Linked DNA regions of Homo sapiens: region 1 is linked to region 2. Evidence: chromatin loops called from intact Hi-C (ENCODE). Cell type or tissue: dorsolateral prefrontal cortex. All regions are shown on one strand. Each heading gives the region's core, and the rest is flanking DNA. Links, peaks and the distances in the headings are about the cores only.

Region 1 (8,340 bases), core at 219-8,218, 50 kb before region 2:
AAGATTTTGCATCTTAGCCTTGATTTTGGTTGGAAGAAAAAATAAAAGTTCCTACCCCCTACCAGAAATTATAAATAATCACCAGTCAGGCCTCAAGCCTGGGTTCAAATTCACTCTGTGTACCTATTCTGAAACTATATTTTAAACAAACAAACCAAAAAAAAAATTTAAAATGACGAGACACTTGGCAAAGGTAAACACAAATAGAAGGAATGTTCTCCAATTCAAGCCTCATAAAATTCTCACAGCTAGTGCCTCAACAAAAATGAGCTCACAATTTTTAAAAAAAATCACAAGACCACCCATGTAGTAAGACATCATCAGACAGGGTTAGAAACATCAAACAGTAGAATCAGACATTCAGGCTTTGGGTTGGAATTATCACGTAGAGCAAGGTTAGCAAACTTTTCTCTAAAAGGCCAGATAGTATACATTTTAGGCTTTGCAAGCCATGCAGTCTCTGTCACAAAGATTCAGCCTTGCTATTCTACTGTAAAAGCAGCCATGGGCAGTATGCAAATGAATGGGCTTGCCTGTGTTTTAATAAAACTATATCTACAAAAACCGAGAGTGTGCCAGAAAACCATGCCTTATAAATAAATATGTTTTCAATATTTAAAAAAACTTTAAAACATAAGCAAGGAACAAAATACTCTTATAAACATCAAAAAAGATTAACTTCTGAAAGTAAAATAGTTGAATTTTAAAATTCAACATATGAGTTGACTAACGAATTAGAAATGAAATGTATAATTAATAAATTGAAAGTTGGATGAGACAAAACGACTTAGAATATAGTTGAGAGAGAGAAAAAGGATATCATGATATACACATGAAAGTTTAAGAAGTGTTCACATTCATCTAATGAAAGTTCCAGAAAGAGTGACTAGAGAAAATGAGATGGAAACAATATTCAATAATTTGTATGGTTCCTTATATTTAGGAAGTACAAAAAATTCTAAAAAATATTCACACCCAGACTTATCCTGGTGAAATGAAAGAACATTAAAGACAAATTTAATAGCTTAAAAACAGCTAGAGAAAAAGACAGCTTTCCTGTTTTACATCTAACTTCATATGAACAGAGCAGAAACCAAAAGATTACAAGATGATGTCTTCAAAGTGCTAGGAAAAATGTTTCAATTTACAGTTGGATACCCAGTAAAACTTATCTTTCATGAGGATGCAATAGAATATATTTAGGTGAACAAAAGCCAAGATAATTTACTCTGGACAGATTCTTAGTAAAGGAACTTCTTGAGGATATATATACCTTGGAAAGAAGGATATATATACTTCTCCAGAAAGGAGATGTGAACTGTAAGTTGTAAGAAAGATAACCACGTGATCAAAGACATTTGTAGTCACATGGATACATCTAAATAAATATCAACACTAATAAATCTAACTTGTAAAGTTATAAAAGTCAGAGGTTGGGAGAGATGAGCTTCTAAAGCAGAGGTCATAGTCTATTTCTTAAAATGGTAAATATATGAATGTATGTGTGTGTGTGTGTGTGTGTGTGTGTGTGCGTGCGCGCACGCAAACATGCATATACATACATGCATGTTGTAAACTTTTCTATATATGATACATTTCACAAGACTTTTTAATAGAAATAAAATACTGGACAATACTAGCTTATAAGCTGAGAAAGAGTTAAAATACTCTAGGTTTTAGAAGGAGGCTGAATCTAATTAATAACTTTAACTATTAAAAAATTAGAATCTATACATTCCAAAATATTGGAGGAGAAAAAAATGGAGTAGGAATTTCATCAAATAGAAAGTGTAAAAAGATGGTGAAAATAAATCCAAATATATCAATGATCATAATTAAATAAAAAAGAATTACGCTTGTCAGCTAAAAGATAGTTAATTTTTAAAAATCCAACCATATTCTTCTTACAAGAAACACATGTAAAACAGAAGTACACCAAATGTTTGAGAGTAAAATAATGGGAAAAGCTACATTAAGGGAAGTGAATTTTTCTAACAAGCAAAATAATAACTTCCTGTTTGCTTTCAGATGTAACCACTGAATCCTCATACAAAGGATATGTTAGTTTCATATATCATAATGAAACTAAGAAAACAAATAAATGTAAAGAGAGAAATCAGGGAAAAAAAACTTAGGTTAAGGATTAATATTCTCTGACAAATCTAAAAATCTGAAAAAGCAGTTCCACCAGTGCTATACCCATGGAATTCAAACAAGCATTGATGGAAACCTAGGGCTGAATGGTATGAGTCAAGAGTAACTATCATTTCTCAAATTTGGGTCAAATTTCTTAATAATGGAGTTTACAAAATAAAATTAGATCACATTACAAAATAACTTGCATTTGGAGACAAAAGATGCTGTGATCACTTTCAATTGTATTAATATTGCTCTTTGAAATGAATGAGACATTAAACACAAAGATTCTAAGAAAAAGTAAATACAAAAATAATTTTGAAGTGTGAACGAATTTGACTACTTTTAAGATTCAGGAACAAATATTTATGTATAAAGGTGGACAATTGCTGCATTAAAATAGAGGAAGGGCTAAAATGTGAAGCTTATGAATAATGAAATGATTTTATAGTTATTTTAGTGGCATGGGGAAATGTCCATGATATAATTAGTTAGCAAACAAAACCATATATGAAACTGTATATTCACAATAAAAATATGTTTAAATGTCATCAAATGTGTCTAGAAACAGGATTGGGAAGAAAAACAACAGAATACTAAGAGTGGTGGGGAAATGAGTGATTTGTATTTTCTACTTTATATTGTATTTTCCAAGTCTTTTTTTTTTAACAATGACCACTTTAATAATCAGAAAACAGAATAATTGTATTTTCAATCTTTAGTATTTTGTGTGTTTACATATATTATGGTCCAGAATCCCAGTGAATGAAGATGTGAAAAATGAATTCTAGAAAGATGAAACATGACAAGACTTTAAAAGAATGTTTTAAAAGACAGAGAAATCGCTAGCCTAATTGGTAGGTAACTTGATATAAAGTTAACTTCTTCACTTCAGGTCTCAAGAATGTGCACCAAAGTGAGTCCCAGAGGTTGCTATGGCAATGGAGGTAAACCTGATTAGGTCGGCATTCACTCTGCTTTCTAAGGTAAGGCCAGGGGAAAGAACATAGGATTCTTTTTTCTTTCATTTTTTAGATGGAGTCTCACTCTGTCACCCAGGCTGGAGTGCCATGAAGCAATCTTGGCTCACTGCAACCTCTGCCTCCTGGGTTCAAGCGATTCTCCTGCCTTGGCCTCCCAAGTAGCTGGGTCTATGGGCACCCGCCCCACCATGCCCAGCTAATTTTGTATTTTAGTAGAGACAGGGTTTCACCATGTTGGCCAGGCTGGTCTCAAACTCCCAACCTCAGGCGATCCACCCACCTTGGCCTCCCAAAGTGCTGGGATCACAGGTGTGAGCCACCGCGCCCCGCCTAGGATTCTTGAATCAGACAAATCCCCACTCTGTGCCTCTGTTGTATTTCCTCTCCCTTCTCTTCTCCCTCATTTGTCCCTCTTGCCTCCCCAGTTCTCTCCTTTTACCATCTTTTCCTCCCTACCTCTTAGCCTCCGCTGCACTTGACACCATCAGACTGTGTTCTTCCTGAATGCCCTCCTTTCTGGGCCTCCATAGGGTGCTGCATTTTCCTGAGTGCCTTCCTCACCAGAAGTTCTGGAGGGCATCATTTCTGGATTCATCATTTCTGACTGTACCCTTGGTGCTCAGGACCTGTCCATGGGAGGTGCCAAAAAATATTTGTTGACCAAATGAATACATGCATGAATGAGTGAATGAAGACAATTCCTCAGTCTCTTTTGTGGGCTCCTCTTCATCTGCTCACCCTTCAATGAGGACATTCTCCAAGATTTCGTGCTTAGTTGCTTTTTCTTTTCATTCTGTACTTTTGTCCTGGATGACCTCTCTTCCCTTTGCCTTAGGTAACATTCAGGTGAAAATTATCCCCAACTTTTCAACTCTACCGCATCTATTTTTCACGTCTATATTTCCACTGCTTTCAGTTGGACCCATGCTCACCCCATATTCAACTTGTCAAAAACCTCATCCTTTTCTTTCCCATCTTTCTTCCTCTTAAGAGCTCCACCTCCATTGATAGTACCACCATCTCCTCAACATCTGGATTTAAGCTCAGAGGACCCTTTTACTCTCCTCCTGCCCTCCCTGATTCCTGTCTACTGAGCACAGCCATACTCTGGAAGTTCATCCTTTCTTTCAATTCCATCCCCACTACCCCTGTGTCACTTCCCACCAAGATCATCACCAAACCCTGGGACGTTTTCTTACTTTGAATCTGCACTTCCCGTGACTGCTGGGTTTCCTAAACCACAGAACTCCTCATTGTCCCATCATGCTCAAAAACACTTTCTGTTTCTCATTGCCTCCAAAATAAAGCCCAGGCACACAGGCTCCTCGCAGTCTCGTTCGATCTATCTTTCCTGCTTCATCACCCTTCCCCATAGCCCCCACTCTGCCATCTTCAATCTTTCTGTCTCTATCATCTCCATCTCCAGCCCCATCTCCCTCTTCGTCTCTGTCTCTAAGAGCCTTGCCAGGTTTCTGCAGCCAACAGTCCCTTCATGCTGCCTCCATGACCACTGACATTTCTCGCCTGCCCGGATGCCATCTCTCACTGCTGTCTTCTCAAACTGCTTCTCCTCCTCCAGGGCCCATATCAAGTATCACCTCTTCTGAGCAGCCTTTTCCCAAACCTTCAGTCAGGATTGAGGGTGCTCTCCTCTGTAGTCTGGTAGCATCTGACGGTGCCTCCCTGAGAGCACAGCCCACAGCTGTCAGGTGCAGGTGGGTGGGCAGAGGGAGACAGTGAGGTGCTCCTGAAGAACTTGAGCACAGGGATAGAATGTTTCTCCTCTAGAGTGAGCTCATAAAACAATGTGTCATGGGAGAGAACAAAGTGCCTGCTAGCTCAAAGGAACAATGCCTTTGACTAGCAACAGCTGTAGCCTGTAGCCAATGACGTCAAGGAAGCTGCAAAAAGGCTGTGTTAACAGAAGCAGGGCTGTTAGAGGAAGGCCAGAGTCAAAGAAGCACATTCTTGCATTTTCCAATCTTTTCCAGGGGAGGAATGCTGATGGGGGTGGGGAGGTTGGATTTCAGGCACTGGAGTGGTGGTGTCCAGCAAGGGACAGGGCTAGTTTCTCCTCTCATCTTACCTTGACCTGAACAAACTATCCTGGGGGCCCCCTGCTGTCTAGTCGTGCTCATCAGAAAGTCTCAGTGTAAGTAGCCACACTTGAATGTGCGCCGTATCATGTAGAAAGGGTGGCTCTCTAGAAATTATTCTAGTCCCCAAAAGGACTATTCCACCCCACATGTTCATTTCTAGCCTACAAGTCAGTCTGTGGTTTGGGCATCTTCAGTCCATCAAGAACTCTGTGGTCATGCCCAAGTCTAGTTTCTGGGCCTGCAAGTCATGGAAATGCCCCTGGGAGGCAGCCGTCCAGCTGTCCCCCTCAGCAGCCAGGGACTGCCACCCTATTCAAGATGCTACAGCCAAGAATTAGAGTTAACTGTGCCCAGCAGTGTCCTCCCACAAGACCACAGGTTCGCAGGCTTTTTCTGTAGAGGGCCATCCAGTCAAATATTTTAGGTTTTGTGGGTGATAAAGTCTCTATCTACTTAACTTTGCCCTTATAGTGGGTGCTCAGCAGCCATAGACAATATGTAATCAAACAAGCGTGTCTGGATTCCAGTAAAACATTATTTACTAAAATAGGTGGTGAGCCAGATTGGCCCACAAGCCATAGTTTGGCAAACCCTGCAGCAGGTCATGAGTTCTTGACAGTAGTGACTGAGTATTTCCTCCTTGGATCCACTCATATATGCCTAGGGCATATTACATCCTCACTGTGTCTGTGGAATTGGACTGAATGCTTTTCTCCTAAATGGCCCACAGGCCTTTGCATAGTAGTGATCACGGTGAACAGAGAACCATCCCATCTGAAGGAACCTTAGAGGTACCCTCCTTGTCAGCAAAGAGATCCTTCTGTAGTATCCTTGACGCATGACATCTAGTTAGCATCCTTCTGCGATGCCTCTGCCTTTGTGTGATCATCCATTTACTCGCCTGATAGCTATCGGGGACTGTTAGCATGTCCAACCCACGTGTGATGAACTGGAAGAATGATCCATCCCTCTTGTGTTGACTGCCTTCCAAGAGCTACTCAGTAAATACTTGCTATACAACTGATTATACTAGTAAGCTAATTTTGTGAGCCAATTTTGGCAGAAGCTGTTTGTTTTCTGCAGAAATTTTAAGCAACCAAAATAAGGATTTGAAGCAGAGAAAACATATTATCTACTAAAAGCCTACAGTGGTTCCTTCCGTGGCTGTAAACTCAGCTGTGATACCACCTGCCTTCTGCCGGCTGGGATGCAGGCTGCAGCGTTGCCCAAGAGTCAGTGGGCAAATGGTGCTCCTCCCAGCTTGGCTACTCGGACCCAGGGATCTCACAGAAGCCTGGCAAGGCTGACAGCTCTCAGGGGGCCTGTGTGGGTTCTTTCCAGTGCACACATTCACTCTGGAGCAAGCCTCAGCATGTGGACCGGGGAGAGAGACTCCCTTTGGACAGTGAGCTGCTGAAGAACAGAGACTGAGAATTAATTGTATTTGAATCCTAAGCAGATGAAAGAATTCTGAGGACACAGCAGGTGCTCAACAAAATTCCCATGTATTGCCGCAAGGAGCATTTCTTTCTTTTACTTTTTTTTTTTTTTCAATGAGACAGAGTCTCACTCTGTCGCCCAGGCTGGAGTGTAGTGGTGCAATCTCCACTCACCGCAGCCTCCGCCTCCTGGGTTCAAATGATTCTTCTGCCTCAGTCTCCCAAGTAGCTGGGACTACAGGTGCACGCCACCATGCCCGGTTAATTTTTGTATTTTTAGTAGAGACAGGGTTTCGCCATATTGGCCAGGCTGGTCTCAAACTCCCGACTTCAGGTGATCCACCCGCCTCGGCCTTGCAAAGTGCTAGGATTACAGACGTGAGCCACCACACCTGGCCTTTGGGGAGCATTTCGGTATCCCTGTTACCTGATACCTCTCACGTGAGTCTGGCCTTGGCAGAGCCACCCTAACAGGGGCTGTGCTCGATCCCAGAATGTCTTCTTCATAATACCAATTCTGCACTTTTCTATAACACTAAAATTTGCAAAGTGCTTTCACATGGCCTTTCTCTTTCTCTTTTTAAATTCACACTGAAATATTATCTAGGACAACTATTTCACATGTCTCCAGGCCTCACCAACTTGTGAGCTCCCATTACAATGAAGCCTCCACCTGTAGACCTACAAGCCTTCAATAGCCCTGATCCCCCCACACCCTCATCACTTGAAGTCTCCTTTATTGCCTTCTAGGTGTCCTAGAAGCTGTCTCAGATTGGCTCATGAATAAGGACACACACCCCTCTACTCTCCGGATCCTCAGAGTTGCTCACTCATGGCCTCCAAGCCATTTGAGAGCAGCACTTTGCTGCTGGTGTTTCTCCTGAGCCCTTAGGGTGCAACAGATTTTTGGTGGAATGAGCAACAGTGGCTCTGCTCATCTTCAGGTGAGACTTCTGTCACCTAGACGACTTCTTTTTTTTTTTTTTTTTGAGATGGAGTTTCACTCTTGTTGCCCAGGCTGGAGTGCAATAGCACGATCTTGGCTTACCACAACCTCCTGGGTTCAAGCGATTCTCCTGCCTCAGCCTCCTGAGTAGCTGGGATTATAGGCAAGCACCACCACGCTTGGCTAATTTTGTATTTTTAATAGAGACGGGGTTTCTCCACGTTTGCCAGGCTGGTCTCGAACTCCCAACGTCAGATGATCTACCTGCTTCAGCCTCCCAAAGTGTAGGGATTAGAGGAGTGAGCCACCGTGCCCAGCTAATTTTGTATTTTTAGTACAGACGGGGTTTCTCCATGTTGGTCAGGCTGGTCTTGAACTCCCAACCTCAAGTGATCCGCCTGCCTCAGCCTCCCAAAGTACAGGGATAACAGGCATGAGCCACCTGGCTACCTAGGCTTCAAGGCTATGCTGTCCTCCAATCCGTACTTCATTAGGCCAGAGGTGGGGGAGTCAGGAACAGGGAAACTTATGCCCAGGATAAGGGACAAGGCATGGGACACAGTTGTCATACCACCCTTCCATTTTCCTCCTGCCATCTCTTGGCTCCCTACATTTAAAGACACCTATTATAGAAACTCCCCTTTCTCCTCCAGTGAAAAAAGAAAATTCCTCATACATATTATCACATTCACACAAATGGCTTGAGAGAAGGGTCACTTGTGCACACATCTAATTTC
Region 2 (8,340 bases), core at 240-8,239:
AATATATACAATGGGTGAGGCTGTCCAAAACCTGCCCCATAAAGTAAGAAAAATTTTGACAATTAACAAAGATTCATTTTTCAAAGGCCTATTAATCATAGATTAATTAAACAATTATCACTCAAAAGGTACCTACAGAATTTTCACCTCAATCTTTTATCGCAAAAACAGTGGAAATCTATAGTCCAGAGACCTTCTTTAATAATGAGCCACTGATAAACACAATATATATATATAATTCATATAACATTTCTTTCATGTTGTAAATTTTTTTCAAGCATTATACAATAATGAATTTGCAACAGGCTTTCAATATTATTTACAATATTTCCTTCCAGTACGAGTTTTCACATGACTTTGAAAGTAATTGTTAAAATTGAGAACTTTTCTGTATTTTCCACACTACTCGGGATCCAGTCAGGTGTGATTCTCCTGTTTATAGGGTCCATCTTGTGTGCATGATCACGCGTCTATGAAAGGATATGGGAAAAGCAAAGGCATTCCCACATCTCATACATTCACAGAGCTTCTCTCCAGAATGAGATATTTTAAGTCAGCAAATGCAACTAAAAGAACTAAATGGGCCAGGCGTGGTGGCTCATGCCTGTAATCCCAGCACTTTGGGAGGCTGAGACGGGTAGATTATCTGAGGTCAGGAGTTTGAGACCAGCCTGACCAATGTGGTGAAACTCCATCTCTAATAAAAATATAAAAATTATCCAGGCATGGTGATATGTGCCTGTAGTCCCAGCTACTTGGGAGGCTGAGACAGGAGAATTGCTTGAACCCGGGAAGCAGGGGTTGCAGTGAGCTGAGATTGTGCCACTGTACTCCAGCCTGGGTGAGAGAGCGAGACTCCGTTTCAAAAAAACAAAATCAAACAAACAAAAGAACTAAATGCCTGACCACATTTCTTATACCGTAAGGCTTTTCTTCAGTGTGAGTCCTTTCACTTTTTCAAATCATGTTTCTTACAGTTATAGGTTTTCTTTCTCCAGTTTGATTGCTTTCATATCTTTGAGGAAAACTGGGAAAATTAAATATTTTCCCATATTGCTTACATTTGTAGTTTTTCTCCACTATGAGTTCTTTCATGTTTGCAATGGTAACTGGAACAGCCTAAAGCTTTACCACATTTTTTTTTATACTTTAAGTTCTAGGGTACATGGGCACAACGTGCAGGTTTGTTACATATGTATACATGTGCCATGTTGGTGTGCTGCACCCATAAACTTGTCATTTACATTAGGCATTTCTCCTAATGCTACCCCTCCCCCCTCCCCCACCCCATGACAGGCCCTGGTGTGTGATGTTCCCCATCCTGTGTCCAAGTGTTCTCATTGTTCAATTCCCACCTTTGAGTGAGAACATGCGGTGTTTGATTTCCTGTCCTTGCGATAGTTTGCTCAGAATGATGGTTTCCGGCTTCATCCGTGTCCCTACAAAGGACATGAGCTCATCCTTTTTTATGGCTGCATAGTATTCCATGGTGTATATGTGCCACATTTTCTTAATCCAGTCTATCATTGACGGACATTTGGGTTGGTTCCAAGTCTTTGCTATTGTGAATAGTGCCGCAATTAACATACGTGTGCATGTGTCTTTATAGCAGCATGATTTATAATCCTTTGGGTATATACCCAGTAATGGGATGGTTGGGTCAAATGGTATTTCTAGTTCTAGATCCTTGAGGAATCGCCACACTGTCTTCCACAATGGTTGAACTAGTTTACACTCCCACAACTGTGTAAAAGTGTTCCTATTTCTCCACTTCCTCTCTAGCACCTGTTGTTTCCTGACTTTTTAATGATTGCCATTCTAACTGGTGTGAGATGGTATCTCATTTTTGTTTTGATTTGCATTTCTCTGATGGCCAGTGAGTTTTTCTCCAGGATGATTTGGATCTTCATTTTAAATGATATTTATACACAGTTTGAATTGCAGAAATTTAAAACGAAACTATCTCTTCTCCTACATAATTAACCCACACAGTCACATCTAATCATTGCAGGGCTTAAACGACTTTTTCCAAATATGAACATAATAAAGTCCCCACAGCTCCCATGCCAGTCATATAGTCCTGTTGAAATGTTTTAGGGCATTTATAGATTTCTGTTGCTTTTCTCTGGTTTACAATCATCCTAGAATAAAAGCAAAGTTCAAAAGAGGGTAAAGTACAATATGTTGACAGATACAGGCATTCCTAACAAGAGCTGGTCTCTGTAATAGTCTACATGCCTAGCCAGAAGAATGCAAACCAACAATTGCTTATTGATCCCAGCAAAATCGTGCATCTTTCTCTCTTTGGGCATACATATTGTATCTTGGAGAAGCTCGAAAAATCAGAAATCGAGTTATGGAAATAGATAATGGTGATGGTTAAACAATACCATGAAAGTGCTTAATGCCAGTGAGTTGTACAGTTAAAAGTGGCAAAAATGGTAAATGTTATGTATATTTTACCACAATAAAAAATTCTTTAGATTAGAAACATTAAAATATCTAAAGAATAGTTGAATAGTAGGTCAAGTGAAGTTTTAAAAAAACTAACCATTTATATGGCTTTTGGGCAAACAGCACTTTCGGAGTTGACAAGGTCAAGTTTCCAAGTACCATGGGTAGTTCTATTTCTCAGACACTCTGTGGATTGAGGCTGCCTCATGCTTTTTGCTTTCTCCACCAGGAAAAGAGCAAGCTATCTGATGATTAAAACAGTCAGTGATTCCAAATTTACAATATGGTTTTCCTCTGCCTCTGGACAGGACCCTCTCTGCTATCTTCTCCTGTCTGGCCATCTCCAGTCAGTCATCTGGTCTCCTAAGTCCACATGGCATTATTTGATATTAAGATATACAATTTTAATCTGTGTTAATTCATCCTTGTTTACTTTGAAATGCTTTTTCCTACTGGCATATTGTGTAGATTGGGTAACTGTGGAAAAGCCTTAATAAACTGTATGTGGATTTTGTTAAACATTTAGCATCTGTTTTCCAAAATCCACTAGTGAAGGACTCAGAAAAGCTAATAAGGTGACCAGTTCATTTTATGACAGGGTCCTGTCACCTAAGAACTGTGTGCCGTATGTGCCCCAGAAATAGCTGACTCTAACCAAATAGAAAAACAAGCCATCCGCATTTTTTCTTGCCATGGCCTTAGTTTACAACCAGCCAATATATGATGAAAGTTTATGCTCCTTTTCCACGTAAGTTATTTTTCCAACTAAAAATTGTTCCCAGCTGTTCTGACCCAGATGTGTTGGCAGTCCGTACTGTGAGGGCCTTTATACAGGTGATGAAGTCCTCAGACAATAAAGTTTACACGACTTGTATACAGCTGGTCTCCAATACAACTTTGGACCTACAACACCCTTTCCCCCACCAGAAAAAAGCAGCGGTTTCCTGACACTTCACTCGGGGCACAGTTCAAAGGGGATTTCAGTGCTGTAGGCCCAAACTTGTGTAGGCCCTGGACTTAGGAAGGAAAAGTAAGACAAATTACCCAGTTTTCCTCTTCCCCTGGAGAATTCAGCCTGCTGTAACTGAAAATAGCTCCAGCAAGAAAATGACCAGAAATTGTCCCTGGGATTTGGCTTCCAGGAGAGGTTAGCTGGGATATCTGAACGCGCCCACTGAGTTGCCATCTGTCTTTTAGCTTCACATTGTCTCATTTTTAACTGCAGCCTCACCCTTTCCTTTACATTTAAATGAAAGGTCATTTTTAGTACATAGAGGTTGTGTGTAAAATCAGTGCAAGATGATGTTTCATCAGGAAGTTGTAGGATAAGCAGAGCAATGGATCACAATTGGGGTGACTGTACATCCAGGTTTTCTCAAGACAATCCCAGGCAGTTGACGTCTATCGGGCACTTCATTGTTAGAAAAACATTAAAACAGTGGAATTCGACAAGCTGGGATGGGTTTAGTAGCCCTCTCCTTGGCATTCTCAGTTGCCAGCAGTCTTGAACAATAGTGATGAGACCTGTGCAATAAACTGAGTTCTCACTGTAACTCCTGATAAAAATCTAAGGAAGACCAGCTATAATACCCTTCTCTCTTTTCTCAACCATTCCCTGATAAGGTGCAATTAACACGGTCTCTGAAAGACAGCTGGACAAATTACAGTGTGTCCAGTTACAAGTTTCCAGGGACTCAGTGGCGTTGGGAGATGTACTGACCCTGCTGCCAGCCACCTTTCACTAGTGCCTGCTGTAGCCTGGGAGGTCCATGAAGCTGCCTGGCCACATGTCAGCAGGGTCAGTGGGAAATGTGCGAAAGTATAGTTTAGGTGAAGTGAAATATGTGCAGGAAAGGGAGGCTGAGTAGCCCATCACAGAGCACAGAAACCGTAGTTTGAATGTTCTTGTGTACAGTGGTTTTGTCACTTACTTTATAATTTATCTACAACCTTTATTTATTGCATTGTTTGGTAACATACATTTCTTTTGCAATAAACCCCTTGGCAGCAATCAATCAGCTTGAAAAGGTCAAAGCACATTTTTAGTGAAAAATTAAAATATTAGGTTGTAGATGAATGTGTAACTTGCAAAAAATATTTGTTGATATCTAGCATCCACTGCTGGGATGTCATAATGATAACACTGGTCACCTGAAAACCAGAAAACGCGAATTTTCTGAAGAAGCATCAGAATTTACTTCAAAAGTCAGTAGTTACCTTAAGTAGATCATGCCCAAAGATTATTATAACACACACAGCTGCATGAGGTGTGTTTTTATATTATTCTGCGAAGCTTAATTTTTCACATAGATGCAATAACTGTTCTAAAATAATTTCATTCATTTTCCACTCCCAATTTTCTGGTGCATGCCTGAAACATTAAGTATTAGCTGCAAATGAGTCTCCTTTAGCAGAATGAGTACTGTGTAAACAGTGACATGACACCAGTTTTATTTCAATTTGATTGAATATATTTATGTTATAAATATGTAACATAATGTTTTGAAGTGATATATGAAGTGATTACTACAGTCAAGTCAATTAATGTATCTGTCATCTCACAGTTATCCTTCTTTGTGTCTGTGGTAAGAGCATGTAAAATCTACTCATAGAAAATTTCCAGTATGTAGTACAATATTATTAGCTACAATCATTATGATGTACTTCCACTCTCTAGATTTATTCATCCTATTAACACATAACTGCAACTCTGTGCCCTTTGATCTACAGCTCTCCATTCTGCACCCCCTGCACCCACTTCACCTCTAGTAACTGTCAATCTACTGTTTCTATGTAGTCAACTTTTAAAAAATATTCCATGTATAAAAGAGATCATGCACATTTTTCTTTCTGTGTCTGCCTTATTTCACTTAGCATCCATGCTGTCATCAGTGGAAAGATCTTCTTTTTTAAAGTCGAATAATATTGCATTGTATTGATCTATATAGAGAGATACAGATACCACAGTTTCTTTATCCATTCCTCCATTGGATAGACATTTGGGTTGATTCCATATCTTGGCTATTGTGAATAATGCTGCAATGAACAAGGGAGCGCAGATATCTCGATGAGGTGTTGACTTCATTTCTTTGGTTATTTGTGTGTTTTGTTGGTTTGTTTTCTTTTTTTCTTTTTTTTTTTTTTTTTTGAGACGGAATTTTACTCTGTCACCCAGGCTGGAGTCCAGTGACACAATCTCAGCTCACTGCAACCTCCGTCTCCTTGGTTCAAGCGATTCTCCTGCCTCAGCCTCCTAAGTAGCTGGAATTACAGGCGTACACCACCACACCTGGCTAATTTTTGTATTTTTAGTAGACGGGGGTTTCACCATATTGGCCAGGCTGGTCTTGAACTTCTGACCTCCAGTGATCTGCCCGCCTCGGCCTCCCAAAGTGCTGGGATTAAAGGCGTGAGCCATTGCACCCGGCCTGACTTCATCTCTTTGGATAAATACCTGGCAGAGGGATTGCTGGGCCATATGATAGTCCTATTTTTAATTTTTTGCAGAACCTCCATGCTGTTTTCAGTAATGACTGTACTAATTTATATTCCCACCAACAGTGTACAAGGGTTCCCTTTCCTCCACACCCTCACCAACACACATTATCTCAACTTTTTAATTATAGCCATGCTAACAGGTTTGACACCAGTTTATATCAGGGTCATCAGCTGCTTCCAATGAGAAATCAGTCCATTGTAATAATAGTTCTTTTAAAAAATGAACGTATTAAATAAAATTAAAATGTTGGAAAGTTCATTCTGTTTTTACCTTTGGGTAAAAAAATCTGTCATCATTTTGACCGCTATCATAAATCCAGTTTCAAAGTTTCATCACTGAAGAGAAAGTTTGCTGTTGAGGTAATAAGTTTTAGTGGCCAGAATCCTGGGGGAAACAGTATTCTTACTAAATCAAGAGCCTGTGGAGCAGAAATGTACTTGGACTGCAGTGGAATGTGTATAATTAGCACATTGTACAAACAAGCTGTAGTGGCCTGCCAATGGAAATGAAAGCTGAATTGTCAAATTTTTATACACACACACACGGATCACAAAATTCTCCCTGCTGCCTACCCATTGACTTAGAAACAGCAAAGCCTTTATGATAAACTACTTTATAAAAATCATCCTAAATGTTCTACAATGCTCCGAATTTTGGTTGCATTTTGTTCAAAATAATTTGGAAGTTTTTAACCCTTTCCCCGTTTGCCCCGAGAATACTTGCCGGCAGCGCTTGCAGCTGCAGCGTTTACCCTGAGATAACTTTGCCACGAAATATCTTGCTTTTATTATTACTTTCGCGCTGCTCGAGTATATCAACTTTGGAAACAAAAGATATCATTTTATTTACAGTATCCAATTTTAGTAGTGGTATTTCCATTTACAAAATGTAATTCTCGATCACTGAAAATGTCAAATCTTAGAAAATGTAGCACTCCTATGCCTGATGTTAACATTGTTCTCAAACAGTTATTGGCCAAAGAGTCATTTGATGAATCTGATTTTTCCGAGATAGGCAATTCTGATGTTAGTTCTGTTTAGAAGTAACTCCAAGAACCAGTTTTTATATTTTATTTTCACATTGAAAATCAGTCAGATTTGCTTTAGCCTCAAAGAGTGTGTTTATGTAAAATTAAATGAGCACTGGCAGCAAGCTGCACTTTTTTTTTTTCTAAACGGGAATTAATGTATTGAGCAAATGGGTTCTTTTTAAACCTTCAGCTTTTGAGCTTGAAAGTTTTAGAGAATTACAATTACTGAAAACCAAATTGACAAATAGGCAGAATCAGCTACATAATTGGCAGGACCTAGAGTAAAATTGCAATTGTAGGATCCCTTGGTCAAAAATTAAGAATTGGCTGGTGTGGTGGCTCACATCTGTAATCCCAGCCCTTTGGGAGGCCGAGGAGGGTGGATCAGTTGAGGTGAGGAGTTTGAGACCAGCCTGGCCAACATGGTGAAACTCCGTCTCTACTAAAAATACAAAAATTAGCCAGGTGTTGTGGTAGGCACCTGTAGTCTCAGCTACTTGGGAGGCTGAGGCAGGAGAATCACCTGTACCTGGGAGGCAGAGGTTGCAGTGAGCTGAGATCACGCCACTGTACTCCAGCCTGGGCGACAGAGAGATACTCTGTCCCCTAAATAAATAAAATTAAGAATTTCAAGATGGTGGCAGCAGAACATGAAACCCATTGCGGGGTCCTTCTAAGCACTGGGTTCCATGTGACTGCGCGGTTCATAAGCCCATCAAGCTAGCTCTGCAAAGGAAGACACTGGAATGTGTCCCTCAAAGCTAGCAGGGGAGGGGGGTTAATGACAGCTCTAATAAAGTACAAATTTGGAAATGCTATAATTGTGCACTGGACTATCTCAACTTGTGAGAAGAATATTTTGATGGAGCCTCTATTTTTATTTGGATTTAGATTCTGTCCCAGAATAGAATGTAATTGAGAAGGTTTACAATTTTGAACTACCTAAATTTGGTGAACCATTCAAAAGAATCGTAAATAGAGACAACCTATTTGACAAGTTGTATCAATGAAAGGCTCTCTGAATAGAGGTCAAAAGTACCTAAGAGAATATTTAAGCTAGATTCGTCACACATTTAATTTTTTTTGTTTGTTTGTTTGTTTGTTTGTTTGTTTTTTTTTTTTTGAGACGGAGTCTTGCTCTGTCGCCCAGGCTGGAGTGCAGTGGCGCTATCTCAGCTCACTGCAAACTCCGCCTTCCAGGTTCATGCCATTCTCCTGCCTCAGCCTCCTGAGTAGCTGGGACTACAGGCGCCCGCCACCACGCCCAGCTAATTTTTTTGTATTTGTAGTAGAGACAGGGTTTCACCATGTTAGCCAGGATGGTCTCAATCTCCTGACCTCGTGATCCGCCCGCCTT

What was found. Peaks named below come from ENCODE experiments on the same cell type or tissue, not always from the same donor. Only the 100,000 strongest peaks of a DNase experiment are listed, where the experiment ranks them.
Region 1: it touches region 2 in a loop (2.8-fold over the local background); 2 of 110 quality-filtered maps call a loop at or near these places.

What each region holds. Positions count from the first base shown.
Region 1 is chr2:32,923,641-32,931,980 of GRCh38, reverse strand. It overlaps LOC100271832 (a long non-coding RNA gene), which reads right to left and starts at 4,894. Exons shown (of 4, transcript NR_183187.1): 1 at 4,744-4,894; 2 at 3,858-3,949; 3 at 3,576-3,745. RefSeq lists an enhancer at 7,039-7,208. In dorsolateral prefrontal cortex, for the core only: CTCF peaks have their summits at 4,984 and 5,209 (motif pointing left); a DNase peak (open chromatin) is centred at 5,010; H3K27ac peaks cover 2,650 bases.
Region 2 is chr2:32,873,244-32,881,583 of GRCh38, reverse strand. No RefSeq gene overlaps it. Among named protein-coding and RNA genes, the nearest start is that of LINC00486, 52 kb to the right of the region's middle. In dorsolateral prefrontal cortex, for the core only: no CTCF peak of the experiment used is centred there; no DNase peak of the experiment used is centred there; H3K4me3 peaks cover 894 bases; H3K27ac peaks cover 1,238 bases.